Regions from separate parts of the Homo sapiens genome. Here regions 2, 3 and 4 are each linked to region 1. The links are chromatin loops, found by intact Hi-C in ENCODE. Cell type or tissue: endothelial cell of umbilical vein. All regions are shown on one strand. Each heading gives the region's core, and the rest is flanking DNA. Links, peaks and the distances in the headings are about the cores only.

The links. A loop is a pair of places that touch in the nucleus more often than their neighbours do. Peaks named below come from ENCODE experiments on the same cell type or tissue, not always from the same donor. Only the 100,000 strongest peaks of a DNase experiment are listed, where the experiment ranks them.
Region 2: it touches region 1 in a loop (4-fold over the local background); 3 of 110 quality-filtered maps call a loop at or near these places.
Region 3: a loop joins it to region 1, with 2.2 times the contacts of the local background. A loop is called at or near these places in 15 of 110 quality-filtered maps.
Region 4: a loop joins it to region 1, with 3 times the contacts of the local background. A loop is called at or near these places in 7 of 110 quality-filtered maps.

Annotation. Positions count from the first base shown.
Region 1 is chr18:75,211,435-75,216,891 of GRCh38, forward strand. It overlaps TSHZ1 (teashirt zinc finger homeobox 1), which reads left to right. Exons shown (of 2, transcript NM_001308210.2): 1 at 1-482. The coding sequence starts at 443. Among named protein-coding and RNA genes, the nearest start is that of TSHZ1, 3.4 kb to the left of the region's middle. RefSeq lists a silencer at 357-676. In endothelial cell of umbilical vein, for the core only: no CTCF peak of the experiment used is centred there; DNase peaks (open chromatin) are centred at 967, 1,167 and 2,387; H3K4me3 peaks cover 1,139 bases; H3K27ac peaks cover 556 bases.
Region 2 is chr18:75,277,782-75,283,238 of GRCh38, forward strand. The region is part of intron 1 of TSHZ1 (teashirt zinc finger homeobox 1); the gene reads left to right. Among named protein-coding and RNA genes, the nearest start is that of TSHZ1, 70 kb to the left of the region's middle. RefSeq lists an enhancer at 1,249-1,750. In endothelial cell of umbilical vein, for the core only: no CTCF peak of the experiment used is centred there; a DNase peak (open chromatin) is centred at 2,840; H3K4me3 peaks cover 492 bases; H3K27ac peaks cover 1,328 bases.
Region 3 is chr18:75,264,811-75,270,267 of GRCh38, forward strand. The region is part of intron 1 of TSHZ1 (teashirt zinc finger homeobox 1); the gene reads left to right. Among named protein-coding and RNA genes, the nearest start is that of TSHZ1, 57 kb to the left of the region's middle. In endothelial cell of umbilical vein, for the core only: no CTCF peak of the experiment used is centred there; a DNase peak (open chromatin) is centred at 3,061.
Region 4 is chr18:74,992,006-74,997,462 of GRCh38, forward strand. All of the region lies in intron 8 of ZNF407 (zinc finger protein 407), which reads left to right. Among named protein-coding and RNA genes, the nearest start is that of PTGR3, 210 kb to the right of the region's middle. RefSeq lists enhancers at 2,742-3,243, 3,244-3,743. In endothelial cell of umbilical vein, for the core only: no CTCF peak of the experiment used is centred there; a DNase peak (open chromatin) is centred at 3,196; H3K27ac peaks cover 2,192 bases.

The sequences.
Region 1 (5,457 bases), core at 348-5,347:
TCTCGGCTCGCGGAAGAAGGCGCAGGGGAGCGCCCGGAGCGGCGCGCCGGGAGGAGCGCCCGCCCAGCAGCAGCGCGGCGGCGGGGAGGCGGCAGCATGGAGCGCGGGCCGCGGGCCGGCCCGCCGAGCGCCCGCTGCTGCGCCCGCGGCCCGCGCCGGGGATGACTCCGGGCTCGGCGCCCAGGCCCCGCGCGCTCCGCCCGCAGCCCGGCGCCGGGAAGCGGGCCGCGCGGCCGCCGCCGCCGCCTCCTGAGCGGCCCCGGGCGCGGCGGTCCATGCGAGCGGCTCCCCGCGGTCCGCGGCGCGCCCGGAGCCCGGAGCCCGCGGGGACGAGGCCAAAGTTGGGCGCGCCGCGGAGTTGCGCCCGCGCCCGGGGCCCCGCGTCCCCGCGCCCCGCGAACTCCGGCGGCGGCTGAGGCGACGGCTGCGGCGGCCGAGCAGCATGCCGAGGAGGAAGCAGCAGGCCCCCCGGCGCTCGGCAGGTAACGGGCGCGCGGCCCGCGCCGCGGGGAGTGGGCGCCGGGAGGAGCAGGAGGAGGGGGCTTCGCGGGCCGAGGTGCGGGACGTGGGCCGCGGGCCGCCCCAAGCTGGGGAGGGGAGGCCCAGCCTGCGCTGGCCACAGTCGTCTGGAGGCTGCGGTCGCCGTCCTCCCCCACACCCCCAACCTGGGCCGGCGCGTGGAGCAGAGAAAGTTCGCGGTGCTTCTCTGCGCTGCGGGAAGCCCGGATGGCCGGGGGAGGCCGGGGGCCGCGGGACGGCGGGTGCTTCTGGCTACCTCAGGAGGGGGCGTGCGCTGAGGGGAAGTAGTTGCTCCTTGGCTGCCGGAGCGCACTGGAAAAGTCCTCCAAAGGCGGGGAGGCTGAACCTGACACTTGAAAACAAGGTCACCAGGCTGGGACGCAAAGAATGTGTTCAGAAGATTTCTCTGGAAAACAGCAGCCTTTAATGTCCTGTGCAAGAGGCCCCCCGCCCCCACTTTTTTTTTATTACCTCTAAAGATGTCTTTTGATCAGGCCAGCACAAGGCAGTGATAGTGCAGACTCTGATTGAACAGAAAAGTTATTTTTCTCTGGAGGAGGAACTGGCAGGAGCTGGTTTTCCTTGTTTTCTGTTTTATTAGAGGATTGCCATCCTTGATTTGATGTGTGATTGATCGCCTGTCATCTGGCAGCCTTTGATCTATTCATTCCTGATAAACATCAATAAATCACTCACCATGGAAACACACATGCTCCTGACAGCTCCGCCACTATCAGGGCAACTTTTCTCTCTCGCTCCCCCTTTTGCTGCTCCATTTTAATTTTGTCTCAGAAGTTTTACAGCTGCAGCATCCCTTAACTCAGCTCACCTACTAATCCATTGCTAAACCTGGGGTGGGTCAGCTGCCGTGCGTTTTTGAGCACAGGTTTGAAAATAGCCCAGTGATTCTGCTGCCTGCTCAAGTCTTGTCTCAGTTTTGGACATTGCGTTTGTGGGGCTGAGAATGCAACCCATATGCCAGTGAGTTATCGCTAAATAATAGAGTAAATCAACTCTCTCCAAGCTCTTAGGGTAAAAATATTAGAAGGAGTGTTTTATGTTTAAACATGAGCGACTCTTTAGCTGTTGCAGTACAGAATAGAATCTGAATAAGTTTGAGTATCACATTCAGTAATGTGCACGTGTTCAAGTCTTTATACGTGCTTTTTCTGGGGAAGCACTTAAAGCAGAGATTACTGCTACTAAAAAAATTTGGGAATAGTATCTACGTTTATGAATGGTTCAGTAAAATAACCTCATCATTTCCATTAGATCACTGATAGAGATGCTCTCAAAGAGTTGAAGGAGATTACCTTATGCTGAGTATTCACAACATAAAAGGAACAGAATGGAGAATATTTATTTTGGAATAACTTTGAGTAATGGAGGAAGAAACCTTTCAAAGAGAGTATCTATGCCACTGGTAGCCCCCAAATAATATAGCTCAGTGTCTCAAGATATTCGCCACTTGCTCATGCTAGAAACAAGAGGTCTTTACATTTTCACAGTTAGAGGGATTTTTTTTTAAATGACAGAATGTACAATAAAAAGTTGTGTTCAGAAAACTACTCCTGTACTCTTAAGAACTTTTGCAGTTAAAATTGCGGTGAATATTTCCAAGGACAAACAAAATGCTGAGGGAATGAGGTACTGCAACTTTAAATACCACATTTTTTTTTTTTTTAAATAAAAGGTTTGAAAGTTGACAAGGGCATGATGGTGCATGGTAATCCATCCTGGCAGCTCTTACATAAAAACAAGCCGTCAAGGCGACTTTTTTCCAATATTGATTTAATTGTCTGTCTTTTGACAGGCACATATATCATTGGCTTTAATGGTCAATCAAAAGTTGGCAGGCTTAGTGTTTCCATTCTTTCCTCTACACGACATTTGGCATACTTAATCAAAATGCTGCAAAGTGATGGCTATGAAGAGTTGATGACTGAGTCATCTGCTGTACAGGAACTTGAGAGGGAAAAAACCCTAAAAAATGGAGCCAAAATATATTTTAGTTGAGAGGAAATTGAGACAGCACATGTTCCAAGTGTCCTGTGTTTTGAAGTGAGATTTCAAAAATAGATTCCATACTAGAAGGTTCTGTGTAAGTTTAATTACAGGGTTTATTATCTCTACTTTGATTCCAAACCTGTGGGATTCTTGTGTTCATTAGATGAGCCATTGTTTAGCTCTTCCCCCCTCACTCATAAAAAGCATTAACGTGGATTCCTAGCAAAATAAGGCTGTTTGCTTTCATCTGGAATTACTTCCATTAACACACGTTGGTTCACACTTGCTTATTTTCACTAATATTTACATTGGCATAAGTCCTTCCTATATTTGTAATGGGCTAGGTGAGAAAATCCTGATTTCCTTCATCTTAAGCGTTTAATAAGGAGCCGTCGATGTTTATAATCTCTGCAGAAGCCAGTCAGATTCCCTCTTAAAGTAGCCACAATGCATTGGTAGCAAATATTATTTGTTCATTTTCTGGAAAAGAAAGAGGGCAATGATATACATATGTGAGTCAAGCGATTTTCCAAAGTGTTTTTATTATAACATCCTGACTGTTTTTTTCTTAAAGCTGCATGTTGGCCTGCCTCACTGTTCCATCCGTAACTGATGAGTTTTTCTTGAGAGTATCTTAGTGTCAAATAATTGATTGTTTGGTAGCCAGGAAGTTGGTGGATGACAGATGTAGAATAGCAATACTTCACAGTGATGAGAGAGGAAGGGAAAATTATCCAAATGAATCCTCCTTATGTAAAAAAAATAAAGAAATACTGCTCAGAGGAAATGGTCCCTTCGTAATGAAGCGGCTTCTTAATTATCAAAAAAGGTAAGGTTGTTTAGCCAGCTTCATTAACAGGCCCCTAATTATCTGTAAACCTGATGGATTTGTGACAGGCGTAACGATTAATGCGGACAAATTCAGTGAGCTGTCAAGTTTGCATCCCGCTTGATGTAATCACGTTGATATTATACAGTCCCCATAGCCTGTAGTGCAGTATTAACTCAATTTGCTGGTGCAGGTGACAAATGGACTTTGCTACCTGACTAATCATGTCACCGAGACAATGCTGCTTAATGACCTCCGTAATCCTGGCTTTGAACTGTGCAATCAAGCCAAGACAGAAAACCAACCACTCAGCTGTTATGTATTTTTATTTCTTCAATGCTGAAGACCCTCATGGTTATAGTTGCTGTGACTTAGACATGCTGTTTTAAGTGAAAGGGAGGGACAGGCCTGAAATAAAAAGTTATTAAAAATCAGTCTTTTCAGGTGTATGCAGAATAGATCTGTACCAGAGAATGTCGCTGGCTGGGAGCACACCGGGCCGTCTCCAGTGATTCTCATGCCATCTGTAAATATGTGGACTAGGGCAGGGCAAGTCTGTGTCTGGGTAAGAATTATACCTGTGAAATCACAGGAGTGTGCCTCTCTCAAGATGGTGAACATCTCAGGCCCTGGTAGGCCTGAAATTCCACCCTGGCACACACACACAAAGAAAACTGATATTGAGAAAAAGCTTAAACGGTGGATATCTCAAATTTTGTCAAGCTGTAGAAATGGATGTTTAGATTCAACACCCCAGTTGTAGCTCTCAGTTGAACAGAGGAGGGAAAATGCTTGATCCTAAAATGGCACCTTTTCCTCCCAGGAAGGCTAAATGATGAACTTCCAACTGCAATATCATTGCAAAATATTAAATGATGTTGATTGGATGAGTAAGTAGATTTCAGAGGTAAACTGCTTTTATAAATAAGATGAACAGGAAATATTCTGTGAAAACATGTAGTGTCTGGATAAACAATTTGTCTTAGTGGTGCCACTGTAATGGCCGCCCTCCTACCACCCTGCACACACAGGTTGTAATCCCACGGGGAGGGGCCGTAGCATGTATTTACATGTGTTCCTTTGTTAGTATTTTGTCAGCTACTTAAGGCTGCCCTGTTCTGCTGGGAGTGTGTGTGCTGGAGTCTCTGTGCTTATACTCTGTGTATGTGTGTCTGTGTGTTTGTGTTTGTGGGTGTGTGGTGGGGGAGGGTTGGAAGGGGAGGGGGGCTGGTCAGTTTTATTCATTCATTCATTCACTAAGAGATTTAGGCGCCGCCTGCGTATGCTTTCTGAATATTTAAGTTTAATTTTGTTAATTATTATTTATTCATACAGGGGGATGAAAATAGTAAGAAACAGTTTTGAATGAAGACCGAAATATCTTTTTTTTAATTGTAGGCATGTCTTATTTCCTACTCACTGCATCTCTTTAGCATAACTGTTAGCAAACAATGGATAATTTTCTTTCATTGCTTATTATGTTAATATTATGTTAATGTATTTAAAAACATCTAGTTGTGTAGTATACTTCAAAATTACTCTTTAAAAAAATGGTGATATTGTGTATTTCCTGTTGCGGTGCTTGTGATGTTTACAGTGGTGGGGTAATTTGTGATGAGCTCTTCTAGGCCAAATAGAAGTGAAACTGGATCTGGGTAGGAAGTTAGAGATTTTATGTTAATGTATTGGGGAGGGGAATACATTCCAGAAAGTTTCTGTAGTATCTATACAGGCCGATAACGAAAACTGTTTCACTGTAAGACCATTTTCTCCCTAAGACTTATCATACCCTTGGTTATAAGAGGTTTTGTGTTGTCTTAGGTCAGAAGTAGTATTTTAGAAATCACTTTGCCCTATTCTGGTCGTTGGATGGCTGCATATGGGTGCAGAATGTGTGAGCTATTTTTTGTGGCTGCTTTTGAAAGCATATTGGTGATGGAGTTGAACCAAGACAGTCGCCCAGGGTGGTGCCCACCAGTGAGGCTTACGTTTCAACAGAGAGCAGGGAGGAGGGCCTGGGTGGGAAGGAGGAAGTGTTGGGGTCAGGATGGTATTGGCTTGGGGAGCTTCTGGAAAGGCATGGTCCACTGGGCCGGGACCCA
Region 2 (5,457 bases), core at 186-5,185, 66 kb after region 1:
AGACCGCAGCAGCTGACAAGCACACAGTTGGGCCACATACTGATGGTGATGATTCTGTCATTGCCATAAATACTTCCTATAACCCCAAAAGACATTGTTCCAATGGGGACAGTGGTTGTTCCAGTGGGGAAACCGAGGTCCCAAGGAGCGAGTGAGTGTATCGGGTCACACTGTGTGTATGTATCTGAGCCTGGGCTCCTACCATGCTCTCCAGACATCAAATCCGTACCTTCCATCTCTCTCTCCTTCTGCCACGCTAAGGGGGTGGGTGGGGGGATCTGTTCTACTAAAGAAACCACAGCAATGGCCACGTTAGTGTAAGCCCCATAGAGGCGAACCACTGGGGTGTCAGTCCCACCCCAGTTTACTCTGTCTTTTCAGGCCCAGGCTCCTGGGGAGCACCCCTTTGGATCACCCCTGCACACATCCAGGGTGGATTAGTGGACCTTGCTGTGTGTGACAGGTATAGCCTGGGGGTGGGTTGGAGGGGGGCTGGCTTCCCAAAGTGATTTGGCACATTCCTCCCTGATACAGACGTAGCAAAATCCAAGCACTCCTTCCTTGCCTAGTACGGAGGCCAAGGTGCTGGGTTGCTCCTGTTTGGAGGCACCTGGGTTCTGGGTTGGAATTTCTCCTATCTCAGGCTTTGTCCCGTGACTCCTGGCCGCCTTCTCCCCAGGTCCTAAACTCTAAATGAAACTCTGTTGATTTTCAGTCCTTCTGAGTGATTCTGGCCCTGGGATCTGGTGCTCTCTGCCTGCTCCCCAGTTTTGGAAGGGTACGGGCCCTTGTTGGGGGCCTGTGGGGGCAGAAGAACCAGAAGACTCAGCGCACCGTGAAAGACCGGGGGTGGAGGGAGGCAGAGGCTGCTTGGAGCCTGGCCTGCTGCTGCCTGGTTGAGCCTTGGGAGGGTCCTTGGCCACTCAGCTGTGACAGGGGAGATCAGAAGCGCAGGTCCTCCAGTGCTGGCTGCTGGAGGTGGTCGTCCGGAGGTGGTGCTGTGGCTCCAGTTACTATTATTATTTGTATTATTATTGAGTCCTTGGAACTAAGCCAGGCCTCGAAGGGTCTTGGAATGATGCGAGGAAGAGGGTAAGGTGAGGCCGGCAGTCAGTCACAGGTTTAATATGGAGTCTTTCATGGGGCGCCCTCCTGCCCACCTCCGTCTGTGGGGTCGTTGAGTCCCTTGCACCCACTAAGTCTGTGGCTGTCCCAAAGACCGTTCCCTTCCATGGTCACAAGAGCTTCAGACAAGAGGCCACTCTGACCAGCACTTCAGCCTCAGGGCCCCTGGCCTGGGGTGGTGGGAGAATGGTGAGGATGTGCTTTATTCGAGGGGGACAGGAGAGCTGCTTGGGGTCAGGAGGGCGGGTTCGGGCTAGTGAGAAATGGTGCCCAGTGATGTGGGGTGGAAGGGAGGCCGTCCTCCCAGCTGTCTTGAAGGTTTATGCTTCCTCGCATCTCTTGTAAGTTAGAGGGGAAAAGTTTAGCTAGTTAAAAAAATAGATATGATGAGCTAAAAGAACATAGTAGAATAGTAAAATAGCTGAAAAATAGAAGATGATCAGGATTCAATAAACTGGAAGAGTATATGATAAAAGTATAAATGCCAGAAGGTTCAGAGGGCAAGGACAGCAGTGAGCAAACCCCATCAGCTAAGGCCTAGCATGGTGACAACTGTGTGTGGGTGAGCCGCCGGCCCTCCTGTTTGTCAGACACTGCAGCCCCTCCCATGGGAAGGCTGGATGGAGAACCCCCTGCAGTGGCTGTGGAATTGAGGAGCTGGAGCAGGAGGACGGTGGGAGGCGGCCACTGTGGTTGGGGACCTGGGGGACCTGGGGCAGAGCAGCCCAGGACAGCCTCTCTGGCAGTGCGGGGCAGGAGCTCACTCATGTTCTCAACCCAGACACCATCTGCATCCCTGATGGTTCCAAATCCCCTTTCATTTTTAACATTAAAACACAGTAACAATTAATAAAGCCTTTCACAACATTCCTGCCCCGGGCTGGGCCCTGCCATTCTCCGTGCTCCCCAGTTCTCGGGATCTGACTGCTGGCTGTGGCTGTGGCTGGTAGACGTTCCGTGAAAGTTTGCTTCTAGCGAATTTATTCCAGTAATGGTGTTCAATGGCTAGTCCATGTTGGCTGAACTGAAAATATTGAAGATTTCAAAAATACAGATATTCGTGAAGAACCACTTCATTCAATGATAAATAACTTGTGTATTTATTATCTAGATAGAAAAACACTGTAACATTCTTTGAAAAGGATTTTCTCTTTGTACTGTGTATATAATTTTGTCTTCTGCTTTTTTCATTTAATGATTTTCTCCATGTCATTAAAACATACTTTCTCATGTTTGAAGGATACTGCATCCTGGGAATAAACACTAGTTCATGTAACTACTCCTTATTGTTGAAGATTTAGACCGTGGCAAGTTTTATGTGTGTAAAAGGACATCTTGTATAAGGGACATCTTTGTGCATGAAGCTTTTTCTGCATTTCATATTAACTTCTTAGGCTAACTTCAAAAAATAAAATGATTGGGCTAAAGAGCATCAATGTTTTAACATTTCTCTCCCTTTACTCTTTTTCTTTGAGATTCTCTCATTTATAACACTGTGTCTGGCACATAATGGCTGTTCTAAATACTTAATACAGAGTTACTTTTGGTCATTCATTCATTCAAAAACATTTACTCCATATCTTCTCTGGCATTTAGATGTTAATGAGACAAAAGAAAATAACTTGATCCCGATAGTGGCAAAGGGGAAAGACCAGGGCTGGGAGTCAGTGACTCGCTTTCAAATCATGTTTCCATCATTTGTTTCCTGTGTTACTTTGGGGAAGTCGGTCAACTTCCCCAAGACTCTGTTTTCTTTCCTGTGGAAAAGGTGTTTCAGTGATAACTTAGCTTAAAGGGTTGTGAGATTAAATGAAGCAATGGGATGAAAATACTCAACCCAGAGGCGCAGGAGCCTGTGCCGTGTGAGCTGAGTGAAAGAAGTCACAGCTCTATGAGGAGGACAGACAGGTAACAGCTCCAGATTCTTCCAGGAGTGGTGAATTCCGTGAGGGGATTGAGAGGGTGGCATAAGGAGATGACCTTTGAGCCTCCCTGGAGGGATGAGGGAGGGCCCAGTAGCTCACACCAGGCAGAGAGTCGGGGAGGGCTGGCATCCAGACTGGGCACTCCCCTGCAGGGGAAGGGCTGCCTGGGACCAGATAGATAGAGCGGGCTGGGCACAGAGGGCTGGGCACAGGCGGGGCAGCGGTGAGGGTCCAGACGCCCTGCCTGGGACACGCAGCTTCAGCAAAGGCTTGCACTCAGGGTTGTCGGGAGCACAGCGTCTGCTGGAAGGGAGAATGTCACGGACCAGGAGTGGAGCGAGGTCATCTGGGGACGTTGGAAGGCTCTGGCCACAGCTGGTCATCAGTGCGGGGGGCCAGTTTGGATGCGGGGCCTGAGGACCAGGAGGCTTTGAGGATGGCGCTGCTTTTCTGCCTCGGATACTCTCGTTTGGGGTTATTCGGTAACGTCTGAATCTGGAGATTCAGAAGGAGGAGAAAGTGTGCTGTTGTTTTGAGGAGGAGGGTGCTGGAGAGGGCGGTGGGGTGTCATTTTGTTTGCACACAACGTAGGTGTGATGTGGAGCACCCGTGTCACATTAGATCTGTGGCAGAACAGTGGGGCTCCTTCCACGGGCCCTACATGGGGCCAGGCCCTGAAAGCACCATGGGGGTGGCATGACAGGCGTCCTCCCTGATGGGCCTGTGTCTGGCAGGTGTGCAGGGGTGCTCATGGCTGTGGTCGGCACAGGCCCTGGGGTTGTGGAGAAGGTGAGATTGGCCAGAGAGAGGCTGCAGTAAGAACGGGCAAGAGCAGGAGGCAGACCTGGGGATGCGGCAGCTCAGAACGGGGAGCGGGTAGCGGTCACCGAGGGTCTGGAGACGAGGGAGAGGGCCACATGCTGCTCATGGGTGCAACCGGGTGGGGAGTGAGAAGTTGCCTCCAGATGGCATCTGGAAGGGGGGCATGCTAGGTGCGGGCAGGGAGAGCCCGAACCTGTGGGGGCCCAGCCTTCACCCTGGTCCACACGGGGCTCCCTGCCTTCCAAAAGTGTCCCTCACCTACCCGGTCAGAGGCTGCCTGATCACCCTGCTTTGCTTCTTCCCTGGGACATGAGTCCCCGTCCCTAGGGCAGGGACTTTATGGACCCCCTCCTTCGACGTCCGCACTCCCTGGAGTCCACACAGGGCCGTGGACATCTGCGCAAGGAAATGGCTTGCTGGGAAGATGACTTCTTAGGAGGGCCTTCTCGTTCTGTGGATCTGTGAGGTCCAATCTGTTCTGACACACATTGGCGATGAGATACATTGTAGCTCAGCCTAGGAACTTCCCGGGTGCAGAATGGACTGTCTTGGAGCGTGGTCTGGACAACGCTCTGTGCCTGCTGGGAGCATGAGGGTGCAGCATGGTGTGGGAAGAGGCCATCACCATGTGAGATGCCGGGCCAGGCCCTGAGACGCAGCCCTGACTCCGGACCCTCATCCTTTGTGGGCACCTGCTCCAAGCAAGGGGATGAGGATTGGTCAGTGTTGAACACACCTAGAGGCATGAGAGTAAGTTTCCCATTTCTGTGTTTTCAGTGTTGAGAGGAAAGCCTGCCAAGGACAGAATTGTGTCCCCGTCATTCATATGTGGAAGACCTGACTCCCATTGTGGCTGTATTTGGAGAAGGGGCCTTTAGGAAGTAATTAACATTAAATGCGGTCACAGGGCCGTCGTCCAACAGAGGTGGCCTTAAAAGAAGTGGAAGAGCTCTCTCTTTCCACCTGCTGGAAGGAAGAGCCATTCAGGGAGAGAGCTGCCATCCTCAAGCCAGGGAGAGCCCTCACCAGAAACCAAACCCTGCCAGACCTTAACCTGGGACTTCCAGTCTCCAGGACTGGGAGAAAGGAAGTTCTGTTGGTCAAGCCATATCCGCATACGGTATGTGGATATGGTAGCCCAAGCTGACGAACACAAAGTCACTTATTAGCACACACAGGTTGGCCGCCTGCTGTGGGGTGGGCCATGGGAGGGCTGGTTTAGCCTGTGCAGCAGCCTTCAGGCACCTGTGGCCGGGAGCAGAGGCACACAGAGCAGTGCGCCAGCAGTGACGGGCTCCCCGAACTGAGCAGATCCAAGTCAAGCTAAACGTTTCCTTTGCATTAGTGGCCATGAAACTCCCTTTCACAAAGATGGGTTGACGAAAGCCGTGAGGCCGTTTCCTATAGTCGATCCTGATAGAAGGGCCTCCCGCACACAGTGGGAGGGGCCTGGGGCCAAGGCCAGCACATGCTCAGGCCTGCCGACATCTTAAACCTGGGCCTTCTGCCTCCCCTGGGCGTTGCCCTGCCCAGCACATCCTGCAGCCTTCAGAGTCACCCTCTGAATCCACAGAGGAGCTGCACC
Region 3 (5,457 bases), core at 302-5,301, 53 kb after region 1:
AGAAGGAATTTTTTGACATTGAGGAGACAAACATTTCTAGTTATGAATTCTAGGCATTTTTTACTCAATTACGCTTTAGGCAAAGATGTACTATCCACAGCTAAAATAAATTTCTACTTTCTGTTTCTTCTCACTTCTCACAAGAGTTCAGCACAAAACAAGTGTTATTAAGAGAGATTTTTTGGCTTAAATTGGTACGTTAAATATGCTTCTGTTTTAAAATATTTTAATTTCATAGAGCAATTTTACATGCAGAATGTGATCCCACTTGTTCAAATCTTGGACCGTGGTAGAGAAATGTTTTGGAAAGCAGCCCACTTTGACCTCTTCTTTCCCTTTTATCTCGACATCTGTGAGTTTTAAAGCAAAAAAAGAAAAAAGACTTTTAAGAGAAATTTGTCTTTGAGTGGAATGTTTTCTTGTAGTTCACTGAGGTGGGATTCCTTTGGCTCGTCATGTATGTGTGCTTGAGTAAGTAGAAACACTTTAAGAAAAGTAAACTGTGCTTTTCTACTGTCATATTTGATTTGGGCTGCGTCCTGATGGTTGTTTGAAGCTAACATGAAATGCGATGCCTGCCTGACCCATTTTAGCAACCCATTATCATAATTTCACTGTCGTATGGCCGCTGAGTTAATGTACTTACAAATGACAGAGAAAGTGTGTTACATGACCTTAGGGTTTTCAAAAATTAAATGACGTCGTAGGTCGTATTTCAAAGAATAGCTAAGGAGAATGGTTTTCTTTGCTGCATAAAGTGTCACTGTGCATAGCAACAGGATATTGTATTTCTTTTTTATTACGCAAAAATGTGAAGCTTTTAAACTCCTAGATTCCCCACATAAAATTTAATATTGGGGTAGAGAATGAAACATCCAGTGGATAAATCTGCTTCTCCCCCATCTCATTCCCTCTCACTTTCTAGACGAGACCCCTTCCAAGCTCAGAAATGCAGAAATGCTTTGTCATTTTCTTGTCCGATGATGAATTTACTATTTCCCCCCCTTACTCGAATCTCATGAATTCCCACCTAAAAGGCAATAAAGTACTTATATTTACTGAAATACACTTTTCTAGGATTGCTTAACAATACACCGTCTTTTTTCTTGTCGGATTTGGGAATCAGTTTACAAAAGTGTTCTTTGGAAAGAACCGAGCCTTCTAGCCTGAGGAAACTCTTAATTAAAGCAAATGGTATCAACATTGTATTACTGCACAGAGACCTGCACTGCTCACCTTTTTTGGTGTCCTGAGCCTAGACCGCAGAGGTCCCCATCCCCGGGTGAGTGATCGATGCTGTCCCGTTGGACAAGGTTTACTAGAAGGGTGACAGACCACAGCCCATGATACACATGTGGTGTGGGAGGAGACTTGCAGCCCGGTGCTAGGGCCTCACCCTGTCCTCACACTTAGCTGTCGAAGTCAACTCATCTGTTCTAGAGTTCTCTTTCCAAGTTAGGAATAGATCAAACAGTAGCTCTTTGAGGAAAGCCTCTGACTTCAATGCAGTGGATTGATCATAGGTTGTAGATAATACTAGGCCTCCAAGTAAAAACAAGAATTCACAGAGTACCCTTTCATTGAGTTCGTGTGCAGATAACATAGGTCCCCATGTAATGAGGCAGGAGATTCGAGGAGGGGTGGGTGTGAGCTCCTTACAGACCTTGGCTAGAATATTCATGAACAGAAATCCAACTTGTATGTAGAAGTAATAGTAATTAATGCAGTCCTCAGGAAGCACAACAGAGGATAGGAAAACAGGTCACAGTCTTATATTCTCTTGAAACATAAGGATGTCTTTTGAAAGCCAAAAAGTGGCACTAAAATTGAACAGCTTAAATTTTCTTTCACCTACCACCTGCAGACTGCAATTGATGGTGCCTGAGTCAAGAACTGTAGTTGTGGGCTCCTATAGATCACCTGCAGGAGCTGGGCGCTGAGTCCTGGCGGGGACTCCCTGGGACTGTGTTCAGTGCAATTTGTAGCCTTACAAATGTCAGATCTTGTTACGCCCCTGGCAGTATTGACATAAAGAATATTATTTAAAGTTTCTAAAATGTGATGAAGCTTCTAAATTTAATCTGCACTGTATTATGCACCAAAATTAAATTGCAGGGAAAAAAGATGTGGTTGCAGTGTGTGCTTAGAAATGACTTGTCATAATGAAATTTCTTTTACCCAAACAATTAAGAGCATTTTCAAAATTTTCTGACATAGCCAAAAAGTTTTTATTTCTGTTATAGACTTAGTAGCTCTGAAAATTGCTTTATTTCCTTGATTTCAATGGACACAAATTGCATGGCTCTATTTTTTCTTAAAATGAATATACACCATGATTACAGAAATACTAAAATGTGTCCTCTGGGGGAAAACCTCATTTTACATTGCAGCTCTGCTCATAATCCTGCGAAAGCTGGTGTGAAGCCGTCTTTTTCCGAGTTGAAGAAATGATGCCAACCAAAAACAGGTTGATGCTGCATCTTGGACACATAGGATAGTCACAGAACAGACAGACCCCATCTCACCCATAGACCGTGGAGTCAGGCAGCCACACTGTGTGTGGGCTTAGTGGTAAGGGTTTCTTCAGAGGTTTGGCATATGGAATAAGAACCAGAGATGGGATTCAAGGAGATGGAACGCTGCTCATTGCTTCCAGAGCGTAAACAGTGGTGGGGCTGCGCCAGTGGGTCCTGAAACACATCACGGGCAATAGGCTTCGAGTGTCTCGAATTAGGAGGAGACATTAGGAGGAGAGAGGATAAAGGAGAGGGAAGGAGTTCAGTTCTTTCCTAAATGGAGTGAATAAGCAGGTACTGTTAAATGATAGCCGTTTCTCACAGAAATGATGCTGGGTATAAGAAATGCTTCTGAAAAGAGGAAGAGAGACCTTTCGTATGCATATTCAGTTCTGACACATGCTTGAGTATGAGAAAGATGGTGAATGTTTTGCACAAGTGGAGATGCATAAAATCGGGCATTCTGAAACAATAGCAGCACAGTATCCTGTATGACATTTTACATCGTCTCCTCGACACAGGGCAGACAGCACTACACCTCATGACTGCAACTTCTAAATGAATCTCAGGGACAAGGTCAGAATTTCCCCTCCCCTCTGAGTCAGCTTCCTTAAGAAGAAGTGGGTTCGAAGGGGGTTATTAACAATATAAATCGCCCTTCCTGTCAGTCAAATGCTCAGAAATGCAGGACATGATACTGGCCGTTTTGGTGACAGAATATAAATCACCAAAGATTAAATTATTAGATAATTTGGAAACTTAACAGTTTGCATTTTGCACTTCCAATTGTTTTGCTGACTTGCACTTTTCTTGGCTGTCCAGGGTTTTATTAACCGTCTTTAAGACATCTATCACCTCCTTCCTCTTCATTTTCCAATGGGCAGATTTTCCCAGGAAGGAGAGTTGCAGCACTGATGCCTGCAGTCGCTGCTCCAGAAAGATTGCTGTATTTTCATTGACATGCCGTGCATTACCATAATTGGCTTTTCTACATGATAGGAGAGAGGAAATAATAATGTCATTTTATTTACAGCCAGAGTGTCGCTTTATGAGACTTCTCCAAGTTTCTGCCATGCTGTGTAGGTCAAATGACATCTTTTGATCAGTCCTGTCCAAAGACATCAAAGCTGAGTGGCATGTAATGGAGACCTAGTGACAAACCAAATCTAGAAAAGAAATAAGACTGCCAGTTTCCCATTAAACTGCCTGCTAAACAGCGCAGCTTCCCCGTGTCGGCTACAAAACCACTCTGACCACCTAAATCAGGGGAATGAAAGGAGGCTGAATTGGACATTAGTACTGCAAATGACTGCGGTGATTGCCACGACTTCCCTCCTCCCCCTCCCCAAAAAATCAGCGAGCAAACCATGCGAGTTACAGTGAGACTGCTCTGTGCCCATTCATTTCCCTCCTGCCATTTGCTGGTTTTCTGATCTGGTTTATTTAGGTTTGACATCAGCCAAATGGTGTAGCGCGATGTCTCTGACAGATATTCTTACTGATTTAAAGGGAGGCACAACTCAGGAAAGATGGATCTTCTGAGACAGGATTTCAGAGTGGCTGTTTTTCCCTTTTCCACCCCATTTTCCTCTCTTTATGATTCCAGTTGATGTGTTGTTCCTATTCACAGTCAAATCATTAGAGCCTTCAGAACTTGGGAAGAACTGTGTTTGATTGACGACAGTGAGGCTTCATGTTGACTGCCACATGGGCTAGGTGGCCAGCATACTGGAAATACGATTTTTAAAAAAGTCTCCTGAAACACGTATTTTATGCTAGAGATTGATAAAAGAAGTATTTCTGCTCTAATACAGCAGGGTTCACCTTCCCAGGTGATTGGGCCACATGGAAATTGACATCACATGTATGGAAAAAAGCCACAGCCTCAGTGCATTTATCTGCATCAGTTTGCTTTGGATTACATGCAGCGTCTGCTCATTCTGTAATTCACTATCCAGCCTGTAGTTATGGAACAGCTACTTTGTTCCAGGCACCATGTTAGCTGCCAGGATCCAAGGTCCACTACGATGTGGTTCTGTGCTCAAGGAGACCTGGCCCAGCAGGAAGACAGATCACTAGACCCGTGGTTACCTCCCCTGTGCTATGATTAAGTGGCTGCAGGGTGTGGGGGAATCATGAGCTGGGGGAAGTTGGGGGAGGGCCCTGAAGGCTGGCAGGTGGCAATGCTGGAGCCTGTTTGTCGAGGGGCAGCTGTCGGGTGGAGCAGAGCTGACTCCACAGAGGGAGCCTGGCTGGTGTGGTTGGAAACAGACGTTTTTGATCCTCTTATTTTTCTATTGTAGTAAAATGTACAAAATTGATACGATATATAAAATTATATTAACTCTTATTAAGCGTACAGTTCAGTGGCATTAAATACATTTGCATTGCTGTGTAGCCATCACCACCCCATCCATTCCCAGAACTTTTTCATCTTCTCAAACTAAACTGAAACTCGGTACCCATTGAACAGTACCCCTCGTTCCCAGCCCCCCTGGCTCCCAGCAGCCACCGTTCTACCTTCTGTCTCTGTGATGAAGCCTGAGTCGACGTGGCTGGAAACAGATTCCGACAGGGCTTTGTAGCCATCCCATAAATGGCAGTCCTGAAAATAGTGTCCTCTGTAGCCTGTCATAGCGGATACATGTGACCAGAACTTTTAGGGAGAACTACCCAAGACCAGTTTTGTTGACTTTCATGTAGACAAGAACCTGATTTTGCAAACAGCCTATTCCGAAATTGGAATCAGTTTTAAACTCATGCCACTTACAGTTGCTGATAGAGATGGCCCATTGCGGCATTATGATTGTGTGTCAGGTTGTGTGTCCACCCCCGGCTGTGGGGTGGACCATCTAGGTAAAGCCCCTGCTCCTTGTCTTACTGATGGCATGGCCTGGGGCACCTCACTTAACCTCTGTGCCTCAGTTTCCTCATATGGGAA
Region 4 (5,457 bases), core at 105-5,104, 220 kb before region 1:
AGGGTTTTAGGACTTCCCCACTCCTCACAATGGAACTGCCACAGCCAGTGAGAACTGAGGTCATGCATCTTAGAGCAGTAGCATAGGGGAGGGATGAAGATGTATCCAGGCTGAAGCCAGCTGCTGTTCTGAGTGCCCACGATACATTCATGAGCAAAACGAGGAGTCTTGGCCTTCTGGAGTATTTATTCTAGCAGAAAGAGACAGACACTGAACAAAAGGCATAGTAAATAATTACATTCCTTTTTAAAAGATAAAGTACTATAAAGAAAAGACAGTGGAGAAAAATAGTGGGGGTTGGGAGTTCTGGAGATGGCCCTGGGTGGGGAGGAGACAGGCAGTTACCATAGTCGATTGGAAGGTCTGGGTAGGCCTTGTTGGGATGGAGACATAGGAGCAAGGAGTTGAAGGTAATTAGAGAACTCGTTGTGGGTCCGCCTGGCACAAGAGTGTTCTGGGTGGAAAGAAGAACCAGTGCAAAGTGAACTGAAACATCACTGGTGTGATGGGGCAGATTGAAGGTGGGGAAATCCGCATTTCCATGGTGAGCTGAGGATTCGTGGATAAGAGCTGGATGACATCAAGAAGGGCTGTGAGCGTCACGGAAGGTGGACCTTCAGACTTCTGTCGAAGAGAAAACTACAGTGAGGGGTCTCCCCTGGGACAGTTGGAGTTTGTTTATTTGCAATAAGGCAAGTGTTGTTGTTTGCAGAAAACTGTGACAAGGCCCTTTGCATAGAAGTCTCACAGTGATTTTTGGGATGGGCACAAAAGAGTGAACATTCTCACTTCAATTTTAAGAAGACAAAGATTCAAACAAAAAATAAGCAAAAGAAGATATTTAAGCAGCCAAAAAGCACATGAAATGATGCTAATCATCGCCAGTTTTTAGGAACGTGAAAATTAAAACTATAATAACATGCCACTGCACACCCACTAAGATGACTGAAATTAAAAAGACTTAAGAATGCCAAACATTAGTGAGGACATGGAGGAGCATCTGGAATTGTTGGGCATTGCTGGTAGTACTGTAAAAATGGTACAGCCAATTTGGAAAACAGTTTAGCCATTTCCTGTAAAACTAAACATATACTTACTTACCATATGACCCAACGATTCCACTCCTAGGAATTTACCCAAAAGGGATAAAAGCAAAAAGCATATATTCATGCAAAGATTTATATATGAATATTTATGATAGTTCTATATGTTTATAATAGCTATTTATAGTCAAAAGCTAAAAATAACTCTAGTGCCCATCAACAGCAGATGAATGGACAATTCATCCGTAACATGGAGTATTAGCAATAAAAATGAAGGCACTATGGATGCACTACATTATGGATGAGTCTCAAAAGTGTGCTAAGCAAAAGCGCAGACACAGAAGAGTGCACTCTGCAGTTCCACTCATTTCCCGAGCCGCAACAGGCAGTTCTCATCCATAGGGTTGTAAGCCAGAGCTGTGTTTTCCTGGGGCTGGGACAGGGGACCTCAGGAAAATTCTGAGGGTAATGAAATTATTCTATATCTTATTTGTGGTGGTGGTTACAAGGGTGAGTAGATGTGTCAAAACTCATTGAGCTATACACTTAGAAGTGTATCCAATTAACTGACTATAAATTACACTTCAGTAAGGTTGGTTTTAAAAAATGTTTGAAGCTAAACTGTTAAGAAACAAAAAAATACGCAGCGATTAAGTAATAGTTAACAGTGTTCCCTAATCTAAGGAAAGCTCGTCAGAAAACTGTATTTAGGGCTGGGCTTTAAATGGTTCAAATGGTGAACACTCCTTTGGGTATAGGATATGGAAAAATACTTTGTAATTTAAGATGCAGAAAAACAATTTGAATCAGGTAAGCTCTCATTTAGGAACATTCTTCTAAATGACTGGCGTGTATTTTAATAAGTGACTGAAGTGTGAGAGACAAAGACTGGTGCACTATTCCAGAATAAAGGAGATTCACAGACACGCCACATAATGCTGTGGTCCGGTTTGGACCCTGCGCCAGAATTTCTTCTTCTTTTATCTGTTTTGCTATAAACCACATTGTTGGAACATCTAATGAAATTAGAATAAGGTCTGTAGATTGGAGAATATTAGTGTATCATTTTTAAATCCCACAGTTTTGTGCATTGTTCTGTGGCTGTGTAAGAGAAGGTCCTTGTTCATAGGAAGCTCACAAGTATTCATGAGTAAAAGAGCATCAGTTCTTCAGCTTACTCCCAAATGGCTCATAAAAAAAAAATGTGTATATATAGAAAGAGTAGATAAATGCTGTAAAACATTTACAATGAGATAAAAGTATAAGAGAGTAGTTCTTTGTGCCATCCTTGCAACTTGTAAATTTGACATTATTTCCGCTTAAAAAGTTACAAAAAATAAGATCAAGATCCAGGTTGTGTCAAAGGGCTGTTTGCTGAAAAGCATGCAAATTTCCTGTGAGGAAATAACTGGGAAGAGCCACAGAAGTGATGAAAATGAACATTTCCAGAGAAATTGTGTCTGGAAAGTCTGCATCCTTGTTTAAAGCAAACAGTCAGGAAGGAGGCCAGTGGCAGAAGGGGAGGCAGTTCGACCCTGAATGTGGACTGTCCCTGCTGGTGTGTGTCCATCTGTGCAGAGAGCAGGGCTCATGTTTAGATTCTCAAACGGTAGGGAGTATTACAGTGCAGTTCACTTTGGACACGTGTCCTATGACCAGGAAACCATATGCAAAAGACGGCAGCGGCACTCAGGACCCAGCGACAGGAAGAATAGATGATGGAAAGGGCCGGGGAGGGCACTCGTGGGCAGTGAGCGGCCACAGCACAGTGTGGACAGAATTCTGGGAGTGACTTTGAAGACAGAGTTGAGATTTTTTTCTACAATTGATGAGGGTGGAAGAAGTTTATTATTGATTTATCAACTATCTAGACATAAAAGCAACGAAATTTCAAGGAGACGAAATGGTGTCCAAATGTTAGAGAAGTGACAAGCCGTGGTTCTGCAGCTGTATTCATTTTAAGCAGGCTAGAAATCTTTACTCAATGTATGTATTTTCTTTCTCTGACTTCCTGTGTGAAAAAACAGTTTGACACCCTGAAATGACTCACATCCTGAATATGTTGCTAATTGAATATTTATCGAAGGCTGACTTATATTTGCAAATTCATGGAATGTAAAGGACAGTGGAGCTAGATCTGCGTGACTGCAGGGGCAAGTGTGAACGGCAGGGCCTGGCTTGGGCGATTTGAGTGTGCCAGGAGCCGTGGCACCTTAGGGCTAAAGGAGACCACATCCATGGTAAACAGCATTCTGGATGCTGTGTGGAGAGTGGCCAGAGGGTCACAAAAGGGGCAGCCAAGAGACAGGTTCAGAGACTACTGCAGTAACCGAGCTGAGGGTGATTCGATCCTACACTGGGTTGCAGTGTGGGTGGACCAGTTGTGAAGTGGGCAGGTTCTAAAAAAAGCATTAGGCTATCAAAGAAACCTTAACACTGATCCTCACAGAAAATAGTATTTTATTCGCTTCCTAAATTATTTTGCTGACCGTGCTGTTTGTAGCTCTGGGTCAGCTCTGTCTCACTGTGCATTTGTTATATTTCTTTTTTCTTTCTGTTTTCTAGATTATTATCAATGAAGTCTTAATCTTTTTTAATGAAATCATTTGGAAGAGGCTTTGGTGGGAGAGGCAGAAGGGAGGGTGACAATGCTGGGCCCTTCCTCTGTCTTTTTCTGGGCAGTTCATTCGGCTGTGCTCTGAGGCTACCATTTCTTGTTTAAGAGATACCGAGGGACTTGTGCTTGGCTCTGCTTTTTTCCTTAGACAACTTTGTGTTAGATCAGGGAAATCTATATGCATTCAGAGTGAGTGGTTTTGTTATTTTTACTTTGAGAATTTTTAGAATTGTTAGAAGCTTGGGATTATAAGGCCATGTATTCTTAATATATTAAAATTCAGTTTTAACCACTGTGATGTGAATACATGGTCTTTGGAAGCTTTTAAAGTAAATTCTTTCAAAATACATGATAAACTCAGCATTAGGTATCATATCTAGAAAACTACTCAAGTTTGGTTTTAATACTAAACAAATAGTGTTCAGTATTGAAATGTTTACAAATTGAATAGTAGGATTTTATGTTAATCAGCCCGCTGAAAACGGAGGCAGGACTTTATGAAACAGAGAAGGCAGCTTCCGTAAGGTAAATCCTACTAGATGAGGCAGGCGCCAACAAGCATTTTCTTAGTTTTTCACAGCGGTGGCTTTTGAGGCTGTAAAATGATGACTCTGGCCTCCTGTGTGAATAAGAGCATTTAAGGTGGACAGTTTGGGGTTTCAGTTAGTCACCTTCCTTGATTTGAGAAACGCTTATCACTTATTATGGCAGTAAAAATGATTGGTTACTTACAGTCTTAGGACATATTTTAACTGTGTTACTTGGGCATTCTGGATGTGTTTTTATTTTAAAATGTATTTAGAAAAAGGAAATGAAGTCAGGAGGTGAACGGCAATAAGTGTTTAATAGTCGCAGATGCACAAAAGGCAGGGCTCTGATTTCGTTATTCAACCTTTGTGCACAGGCAGAGAGCAGCTCAGAAAGTGATTCTTCGAATATGGGATGTAGAATTAGGTTACAACTTCTGCTGATGAAGAAAATGTGAGGTTCCGAATGGACATTAGACATTTTAGATTAGAAAGAGGAAAGGAAAGTAATGAGTCCTATTTCTAAATGAATTTAAAAAGCAATCTGATTTTAGTTCTTGCAAGGCAGAGAAAATAAAATAAAAACTATCGTACTTTATTTACTAACCAATGAATTGAATTGTCTGCCTTTTATTACAGATGTAAAGTAAAGACTATGAAGAGACAATCATTTTTGTAGCTATCAGACTTTCAGTAACATATCTCTTGTGGTTTAAATAACAGATAGTTTAAGTGTTTTTCCATTACCTTTGTGTAAATGAAAAATGCATAAAATATTTTAGCAAGGCAAAGTAATCCAAGGAGATTGTTATTTTGTGTTACAAATTAGGTTATTTCTGTCATAAAATTAAAGAAAAAAATCAACGTTAGGACATTTCAGCTTAATATCATTTACCAGAAGGCATGTGTAACAGATTTAATGAGCTAGCAGGTCACCTGAATCCAGCTGTTCCCGACCAGCTTTATGAAACAGAGAATGCAGCTAGCAGTGGGAGGTAAGCATTATTACAAGCTCTCAAGGAGTTACAAAATCGATTTCTGCTTGAATGAATTAATTTAGATTATCAATTTATAACCAGCTACACGAATCCCATCAACTCAACAGTTCCGTGAATGATCAGGTTCAGTCCTTGTAAGGGCTTCACAATTAGGGGCCTCTCGCAGCTCTGCAGTTAGCACCTGCCTGATGGCTCTCCTGACAAAGTTACTGGGCCCAGCAAAAGGAAAAGGGAACTGCTTGTTCAGGCCCATCGCAGACGTAAAATACAGC